2 separate regions of the Homo sapiens genome follow, and region 1 is linked to region 2. The links are chromatin loops, found by intact Hi-C in ENCODE. Cell type or tissue: B cell. All regions are shown on one strand. Links, peaks and the distances in the headings refer to the core of each region. The heading gives the core; the rest is flanking DNA.

Region 1 (4,402 bases), core at 213-4,212, 59 kb before region 2:
AACGTCGCATTACATAAATGAATAGGACATCTGTATCTGGGACAACCAAGATAAGAAGCAGAGCAACCCAGCTCATTTTGAGGCCAGTATAAAATTGATTTAAAAAATAAAAATGTAAACATCACAGATAGCATGAGACAAATATCTACCATTTTATTTCACATATGTTTATATATAGTCATAAAAATTGCTACTGGATGGGAAAAAAGAATGAAAGAAACTAGAATTTATTTGGAATATAATATATTCTCTATCCAAATGTAATACCCTTCTTAAAAGCAAAACAAACTAACAGACACAACTGGGGACCAGATAGTTTCTTTAAAAACAAGCAAGCAAGGCAAAGAAATAAAAACACTTCCTGAGCATGGTGCTGATAGCTATGTTAGAAGCTGAGGATATACATATGCATGGACATAGGTTGTAACTAAGTAAGCTCAGAATCTTAATTTGAGGGTTAAACCAGGATAGTGAGGTGGGGGAACTCAGAGAGGAGGAGATTTCAGGAGAGAAGAGTGGCCAAATCATAGGGAATGCTGGGTGGGAGATTGAATAGGATTAAATTACAGCAATGAGGTCAATGGTGACTTTAAGAACAACAATTTCTGCTGACTACAGAAGGAGGGAAAGGATGAGATTAAAATGAGTTGAAGACAGAATGGTGATAAGGAAGGGGAGACAATGATTGTGAGCGATGCATTTGATAAACACACATAGAGGGGAAGAGAGAGACAGTCAATGACTGGAGATGTACGTGAGGGGTAAAGAAAGATTTATTTTCAATGGAAGATACTGCAACGTGTTTGTATGTTGATGAAGATGAGCTAGGAGAACAGATGAGATTAAGGATCTCTCTCTTTCAGGAAAGAGAAAAGAGATCTAAATGGAACAAAATTCTTGAGTGAGGAGGAAGAAATGGGGTGGAGCAAGGCACAGTAGATGGCTTGGACTGTGGTGGGAGGAGCCTTCATGCTTCACCTGAACAGAAGGAAAGGAGGAGGAGATGGAGATGCAAGCACAATTGCAGAGTTTGGGAGGAAAAATGATGGCATTTGTACTACCTAAAACTTTGCAATACACATGGCTGCTTTACATTTAAGTATCTCCTCTTTAGCCTCACCACAACCGTGTGAGAAAGGAGAGTAGTTATTATTACATTTAAATCATAAATGAAAAAACTGAGGTCAGATACAACAAATGACTTTCTCTAGATGAAAAGCTAGTAAGTGGTGATACGGGGCTTGATTTCCAATTTAGGTTTCTTTTGTCAAGGTCAGGAAAACAGTCAAACTCAATGTCACTAGACATGTCAAACCTTAATTCTTAGACCTAACATGAAGCAAAAATATTGCTGGCTTCACTCCCACTTCTGTACTCTTTCTTTTCCTAGTACTTACTGGAATGTGGAAATGGTGGAGTAAGGCTGCTTTAGGTATAGCTGGAAGAAGGCACAGCCAGGAAAACAAGAGGTATGGAAGATGGAAATTTTATCTTTAAATAGCAGTGAGTTGCCTGGATGGCACCTATCCTTGACTCCATTCATTGGGCAGATTTTAGCTTATGCAAAAGAAACCAGCCACAATCATGGGAAGAAAGGAAGAAGCGCAGTTTTGGTGTAGAGGCTGATAAGTTTAGTAATGGATATGTTGAGTGCAGAATATCCAACTGGCTGTTGAATGAATGGAGCTTAATCTCAACAGAGCTATCTGGGCTGGAGCTATAGTTTGAGAAGTCACCATATAGAGAGCATTTGTTGTAAATTAGAGGGTGGTGATAACCTGCATTTGAAAAAAAAAGTGTTTAAAAATTGCAGTGACACTTACAAACTCTTTCAGTTCACCTTTTGGAATAAAGGTCTTTCATGTCCCAGGGAGATGCTGTTGACATGGTAAATTTCTATGATAATTTTTTCTTTGCTGAGCAAGGTTAGTTGTAAGCAATTGCAGGGTTTATGTCATATCTAAATGGTATTCCTTTCAAGCACATAAATGGTCTTTACTGACAGGAAGCCATGCAAATGTTCCCCTTTTACAATTTACTGAAATTGCTTGTTATTTTTAGAGGGAGTCAGGCATTAGTGAACTCAGTGCTGAAAACAAGTCTTTCATAAGCTGACAGCTTAAAATTCAACATAAATTGTACCATTTCTAATACCAATAATTCCAGCAGATTTTATATTGTGCTTTATAATTTTCAATAACATTTTTAAAATGTGCCCTGAATAGTCCTGAGTGATACTAGGGCAGCCATCATCCCATTTTTATAGATGGATAAACTGAGGCACTGGAGGGTGAAGTGACTTGCTCAGGGTCCCAGAGAAACTAACAGAGTTCAGGTCATGTGACTCTTATCAGTTACATGTTTAACATATATTATCTGTTTCTCCTTTACAATTCTCTTGCAGCGTAACTACAATAATCACCATGTTACAGATAAGGAAACTGAAACTATGAAAATTTCAGTAATATATCCAAGATCACACAGTTGCAAATGGATTTGGAGTTCAATCTCAGGTTTTATGTCTGTAAAGACAGTGTTTGTTTTCCTGCCTTGTCCTGGAAACGTTATTCCCCAGACTTGGTCCTTTATGTATGTGTTTCTCCTTCTCCCATATATACTGCCCAGACATTTTCAAGAGGAGAGCTTGTCCTTAGGGTAAGGAAGGCAGGACTTCTCACTGGCTCTGTTTTTTTTCTTCTCAGTCACTTTTCAACATCTCCTTTTACCTCCCAAGAGTGCTTCAGATATACCTTCTCTCTTTCCTCCTAACTCGTAGAGGACCTGGCTTTGTGAGCCCTTGAAAAATTCCATACGAACTCCTCCTGACCAGTGGATCAGGGAATAAGCTATTTGCTGTAACAGGAGGTTTCTTATTTGGATAGTTTCTTGAGTTTCCATCCAACATCATACACTCCAGGATCTATAGCTGGTACTTCCCTTCCCATCTCCTCAGAGCATGGCTCTGTGAACTGTGTATGCCCCTTAACTGAACATTTAGCTATCTCTTCTGGAAGTGTTCTTCATTTGGGGATTTTCTTGACCAGAATAAACACCCATTTCGCCTATACTGCCACGGGTTTCTTGCTGTCCTGTTTCATGGTCATAACCTGAAGACTTGTCTTTCCCCAGCTTAATATCCTTCAATTCACCATTGTCTTCAGGGTAATGTATACACCCCCAACATGCCATTCAAGGTATTCACAAACTGAACTCGTCTTTTTCTCAGCTGAATTATTGTAGTTCCACATCTCTTCCACTCCTTGCTTTACCTCAGTCTACTTCAAATATATCAAACTGTAACCAAGTACCTCTATTTTTTAAAGAAAAAGAGAATGAGTTACTTCTAAAATTATTTTCTTTTCTCTTTTCTCCATTTTCCTCTGTTCCCCACTTCCTACTTAGCCCTTTAGAAATGCCATTATAGCCTTCCACCTCCCCTTCACCAGACACTCCCTACAGGACAAATTCATCTAACTATGTGTTTAGAAGCTCTAGGGCAGAACTTTCACCCACCAGAACATTGCCTCCAGAGATGACAGTCAATTTACAACCCAGCATCCTGCTATGAAACTCTCCTCCATCTAGAGAGTTTTTGGCCACCTGTACGACCTATTTCTGCCCTTGAGGATGCCAACTCGACTGCCTGGTAGATAAGGCACCAAGCTAGCACACGGATCCCCACACCACCTGATGACTTCCCCCCCAACTTTATGAAAGTGCCCACTTTCTGCTCCAAAAGCAAAATGGTACCCTTTAGGCAGAAAGCCTGTACTTCTTCCCCTAAGCTAGCTTTAGAATAAAAGTCACTTTCTTTATTCCAGACCTCGCTCTTGTTAATTGGATTCTGCAAGTGGCAAGTGACTGAACCTGCTTTTGGTTACAACACTACTCACTCTGTGCTTTTTGGACACTTCCTCCTCATGAGCATTTGTTTCAGTCTTTAGGATACTCCTGTACCAATCTCTACTTGAAAAATTCTCTCTCAGGATGTGAGGGTTATCTGGCTGTGACATCTGTCACCCCATGATAACCAGGGTTGACTCAGCTGGTCTGGCTGGAGAGGCGGGTGTCCACTTCCTCCCTCACTGCTCCATATGTATCCCTCCGGAAGCTGTGCGTTTGGTCGAGGAGGGTGACATTCCCCAACAGATGAGCAGCTGCATTCCCCTGCTAGAACCTCCAGAGAAGCTCTCAAAATTCCCCCTCATCTTTGAAGCACCAACTCAAATACTTTTTCTTCTGTGAAGCCTTTTTAAATGCCTCAATACAGATTTAGTGACTTTTTTCCCTTGGAGTTTCACTGCACCTAATGTGTGTCTCTGTTATTGGAATCAAAGCATCACCTTATATTTACCTGTACTTTTCTCTGTACAATGAGCTTCTAGAGGACATTTTTCCTGAC
Region 2 (4,402 bases), core at 205-4,204:
GGGGTGTGTGTGTGTGTCTACACACTTTTATATACATATTTTCTATTTGTTTTACGAATGACAACATTCTGTACGCAAGGTTCTCTTTGATGCTTCTGTATTTATTTATCAGTCATTATTATTAAAAAACTGCTACATCCTTTTTAAGTTAATGCCTATTATTCCTTTGAATGAAGGCAATATAATTTATTTAAACAACACTCTAAGAAAGACATTTTGAAATTTTCAATATTTTCCTAGTTAAAAAATATAGCAGTGAACATCCTGTATAACTAGCATACAGGATGTATCTATTGTAATATTTTCCTGTGTAAAATGTTATCATGAGATATTTAACCATAAGGAAAAGTATAAAGAATAATTCAACAAGAATCTTGTATCCATTACTGGCCAAAGAAGTATAATATAAATGATACAGTTTAATTCCATATATAGCACTCTCCAATTCCACACCTCTCTTTCCCTTAGGTGAGCATCAGTGTAATTATTACTAGGAATGAATAATTTTACACAGATTTCAGAGCCATTTGTACTTTTCCTTTTTTTTTTTTATTAGTATACTTTTAGTTTTAGGGTACATGTGCACAATGTGCAGGTTAGTTACATATGTATACATGTGCCATGCTGGTGTGCTGCACCCATTAACTCGTCATTTAGCATTAGGTATATCTCCTAATGCTATCCCTCCCCCTCCCCCCACCCCACAACAGTCCCCAGAGTGTGATGTTCCCCTTCCTGTGTTCATGTGTTCTCATTGTTCAATTCCCATCTATGAGTGAGAACATGTGGTGTTTGTTTTTTTGTCCTTGAGATAGTTTACTGAGAATGATGATTTCCAATTTCATCCATGTCCCTACAAAGGACGTGAACTCATCCTTTTTTATGGCTGCATAGTATTCCATGGTGTATATGTGTCACATTTTCTTAATCCAGTCTATCATTGTTGGACATTTGGGTTGGTTCCAATCTTTGCTATTGTGAATAGTGCCGCAATAAACATACGTGTGCATGTGTCTTTATAGCAGCATGATTTATAGTCCTTTGGGTATATACCCAGTAATGGGATGGCTGGGTCAAATGGTATTTCTAGTTCTAGATCCCTGAGGAATCGCCACACTGAATTCCACAATGGTTGAACTAGTTTACAGTCCCACCAACAGTGTAAAAGTGTTCCTATTTCTCCACATCCTCTCCAGCACCTGTTGTTTCCTGAATTTTTAATGATCGCCATTCTAACTGGTGTGAGATGGTATCTCATTGTGGTTTTGATTTGCATTTCTCTGATGGCCAGTGATGTTGAGCATCTTTTCATATGTCTTTTGGCTGCATAAATGTCTTCTTTTGAGAAGTGTCTGTTCATATCCTTTGCCCACTTTTTGATGGGGTTGTTTGTTTTTTTCTTGTAAATTTGTTGGAGTTCATTGTAGATTCTGGATGTTAGCCCTTTGTCAGATGAGTAGGTTGCGAAAATTTTCTCCCATTTTGTAGGTTGCCTGTTCACTCTGATGGTAGTTTCTTTTGCTGTGCAGAAGCTCTTTAGTTTAATTAGATCCCATTTGTGAATTTTGGCTTTTGTTGCCATTGCTTTTGGTGCTTTAGACATGAAGTCCTTGCCCATGCCTATGTCTTTTCCTTTTTAATGAACTTTCTGTTCATAAACTTCGTCTATTTTATACGGTGTTATCTTTTTAAATTGATTTATAAGAACTTTTTATATGTTATGCAATCAACTCTGTGTGGAAAGAGAACATTTTTGGGTAACCCTGGCAGATCTCTCCTGGTTTCCTGGTAATGAGCCAATGGCTCCCCCTCTTTTTAGCAGCGCAGGTTGGGCTCAGTCTCAATTTCCTATGAGATAACTCAGAGATGGAAGCAGCTTGCACATCCAGCAGTGATACACAACTCTGCTGCACAGCTGGCACTAAATCTCAGATTGCATTCCTTGGACTTGCAGGGTTGTTCTCATGCTTTCCTTAAAAAAGCTGTGGCCGGGCGCTGGGGCTCATGCCTGTAATCCCAGCACTTTAGGAGGCCCAGGCGGGTAGATCATGAGGTCAGGAGATTAAGACCATCCTGGCCAACATGGTGAAACTCCGCCTCTACTAAAAATGCAAAAATTAGCTGGGCATGGTGGTGCGTGCCTGTAGTCCCAGCTACTCAGGAGGCTGAGGGAGGAGAATCGCTTGAACCTGGGAGGCGGAGGTTGCAGTGAGCTGAGATCTTGCCATTGCACTCCAGCCTGGCGACAGAGCAAGGCTCTGTCTCAAAAAAAAAAAAAAAAAAAAAAGTGACAGCATCAAGGAAGCAAAGCTCCTCTCCTTCAGCATGGCCCCAAAGAGAATCCTATAGTATCTGACCTAGGCATATATCCTTCCAGTTGCTAAGAGAAAGGGACTCATGGAAATTGCTGACCATCTACCAACAGGTCACCAAAAGATGCATACAGTGTTTATCTTGAACCTTTTGCATGGTAACCTGTGATGGCACTTACTTTATTTCCCTATTTGTTTACCATTTGTCCTTTGACTTTGTTTTTTGCCATGAGAAATGTTCTGAATTTTTTGTAGCTCATTTTATTTCAAAAATGATTTATTAGTATATATATGATTATATTGACAAGTACAAAGTAGACTCTTTTTCTGCACTTAAAATAACTTCTTGCATATTGCCACATACAATGTATAATTATCTCAGCTTGGTGTCACCAAATATACAGTTTAATCCCAACTGACTTCTCGTTATACAACTTAATATCTAGTGATATTCCATACAGGCATGTAATTCTCCTTTTATTACTCTAGTGTGTGGTCTCATAAATTCTGTCTTCCTGATGAGAAGCGTCATGTGCTGTATCTGTTGGACACAACAGAATAAAGTGTACTTTTAGGTGAAATCATTTATAGGATATAACATCTTCTTCATCCTTTTAAAACTTTCTGTTATTCAAATTTAAAACATAAGAGCAGAAACAAATATACAATAAACTTTTACATACTTGTTATCCATCTACAGCAGTCAACAATTCATGGCTGCTATTGTTCCATCTTTACTCTGAGGTACCCTACCACCCACCCCATCACCACTGGATCAATTATCATCCCTTTATGTTATGGTTTCTAGCATTTGTGTTATGCTTAGAAAGGCTTTCCCCACTCCAAAATTATTATAAACAATCATCCATGCTTTTTTTCCTATTATGTTTGTGGTTTTATTTTATAAATTTAAATAATTATGCATATTATTTATGGGATTTATTTCAGTTTAAGGTATAAAGAATGTATCCCACTCACTTTTTCCAGATTGATTTTTAATTGTTCTAGTGCCATTTATTAAAGAAGCCATTCATTAATTAGCGATGTGAAATGACAAATTGATTATATACTGAATTATCATTTTGAATCAGAAATTTTCTTCCTGAATATTCTAGTGTAATGTATTTTATTGCTCTATCTAAATATGAAATGTGACATATTTATTTATTTTTTTGAGATAGAGTCTCGCTGTGTCACCCAGGCTGGAGTGCAGTGGTGCAATCTCGCCTCACTGCAAACTCCGGCTCCCGGGTTCAAGCAATTCCTCTGTCTCAGCCTCCCAAGTAGCTGGGACTGTAGGCGCCTGCCGCCACACCTGGCTGATTTTTGTATTTTTAGTAGAGGTGCAGTTTCACCAGGTGGGCCAGGCTGGTCTGGAACTCCTGATCTCAAATGATCCACCCACCTCAGCCTCCCAAAGTTCTGGGATTACAGGCATGAACCACTGTGCTCCGCCCAACATATTTAAATTATTACAGATTTAAAGTATTTAAAATATCTGGTTAATTTAATGCCTACTTATTTCTCTTTTATCTCAGAATATTTCTTGTTATTATTGCTTATTTTGCTCTCCAAGTAAATTTTATGATCAGGTTATTTAGTTTAAAATAAAATATTGTTTAGAATATCTCCTCTCCAGGTTGTTGAGACTCTTAAATGAGAACTCATAAAACATATCCCTAAAAAAATCTGACTTAAGTATGTTTTTCATAAATGTATGATTTACTAAAGAAAAAAATACCTGTTAATATGGATTAATTTAATTTATTGATAAATTAGGGAAAAATTAGTATATTTATGATGGTAAATCTTTCTCTCCTGGGACATGATGGACTTTGCTTAAGTCTTCTTTTGTGTCTGTCAAGAGTGTTCTGAAGTATCAACCTTGCAGCTGTGGCATATTTCTATCTACATGCATTCCCAAGTATACCTTTTAGGTGACGTTGTTAATGTTAACATTATTTAACGTTATTAACTTTATACTATCTCACAGCTGGTTGTTATTTATTTACATGATGGCAATATTAATTTTGTATCCAGTCAATTTATTATTTTCTTTTTATCACACTAATATTTTTCAGTTTCTTAAG

Evidence for each region. Hi-C counts contacts between places; a loop is a spot of excess contacts. Peaks named below come from ENCODE experiments on the same cell type or tissue, not always from the same donor. Only the 100,000 strongest peaks of a DNase experiment are listed, where the experiment ranks them.
Region 1: it touches region 2 in a loop (2.0-fold over the local background); 2 of 110 quality-filtered maps call a loop at or near these places.

The regions. Positions count from the first base shown.
Region 1 is chr2:17,122,724-17,127,125 of GRCh38, reverse strand. It overlaps the pseudogene RN7SKP168. Among named protein-coding and RNA genes, the nearest start is that of LINC01866, 160 kb to the right of the region's middle. In B cell, for the core only: no CTCF peak of the experiment used is centred there; no DNase peak of the experiment used is centred there; H3K4me3 peaks cover 1,715 bases; H3K27ac peaks cover 1,022 bases.
Region 2 is chr2:17,063,289-17,067,690 of GRCh38, reverse strand. No RefSeq gene overlaps it. Among named protein-coding and RNA genes, the nearest start is that of LINC01866, 99 kb to the right of the region's middle. In B cell, for the core only: no CTCF peak of the experiment used is centred there; no DNase peak of the experiment used is centred there.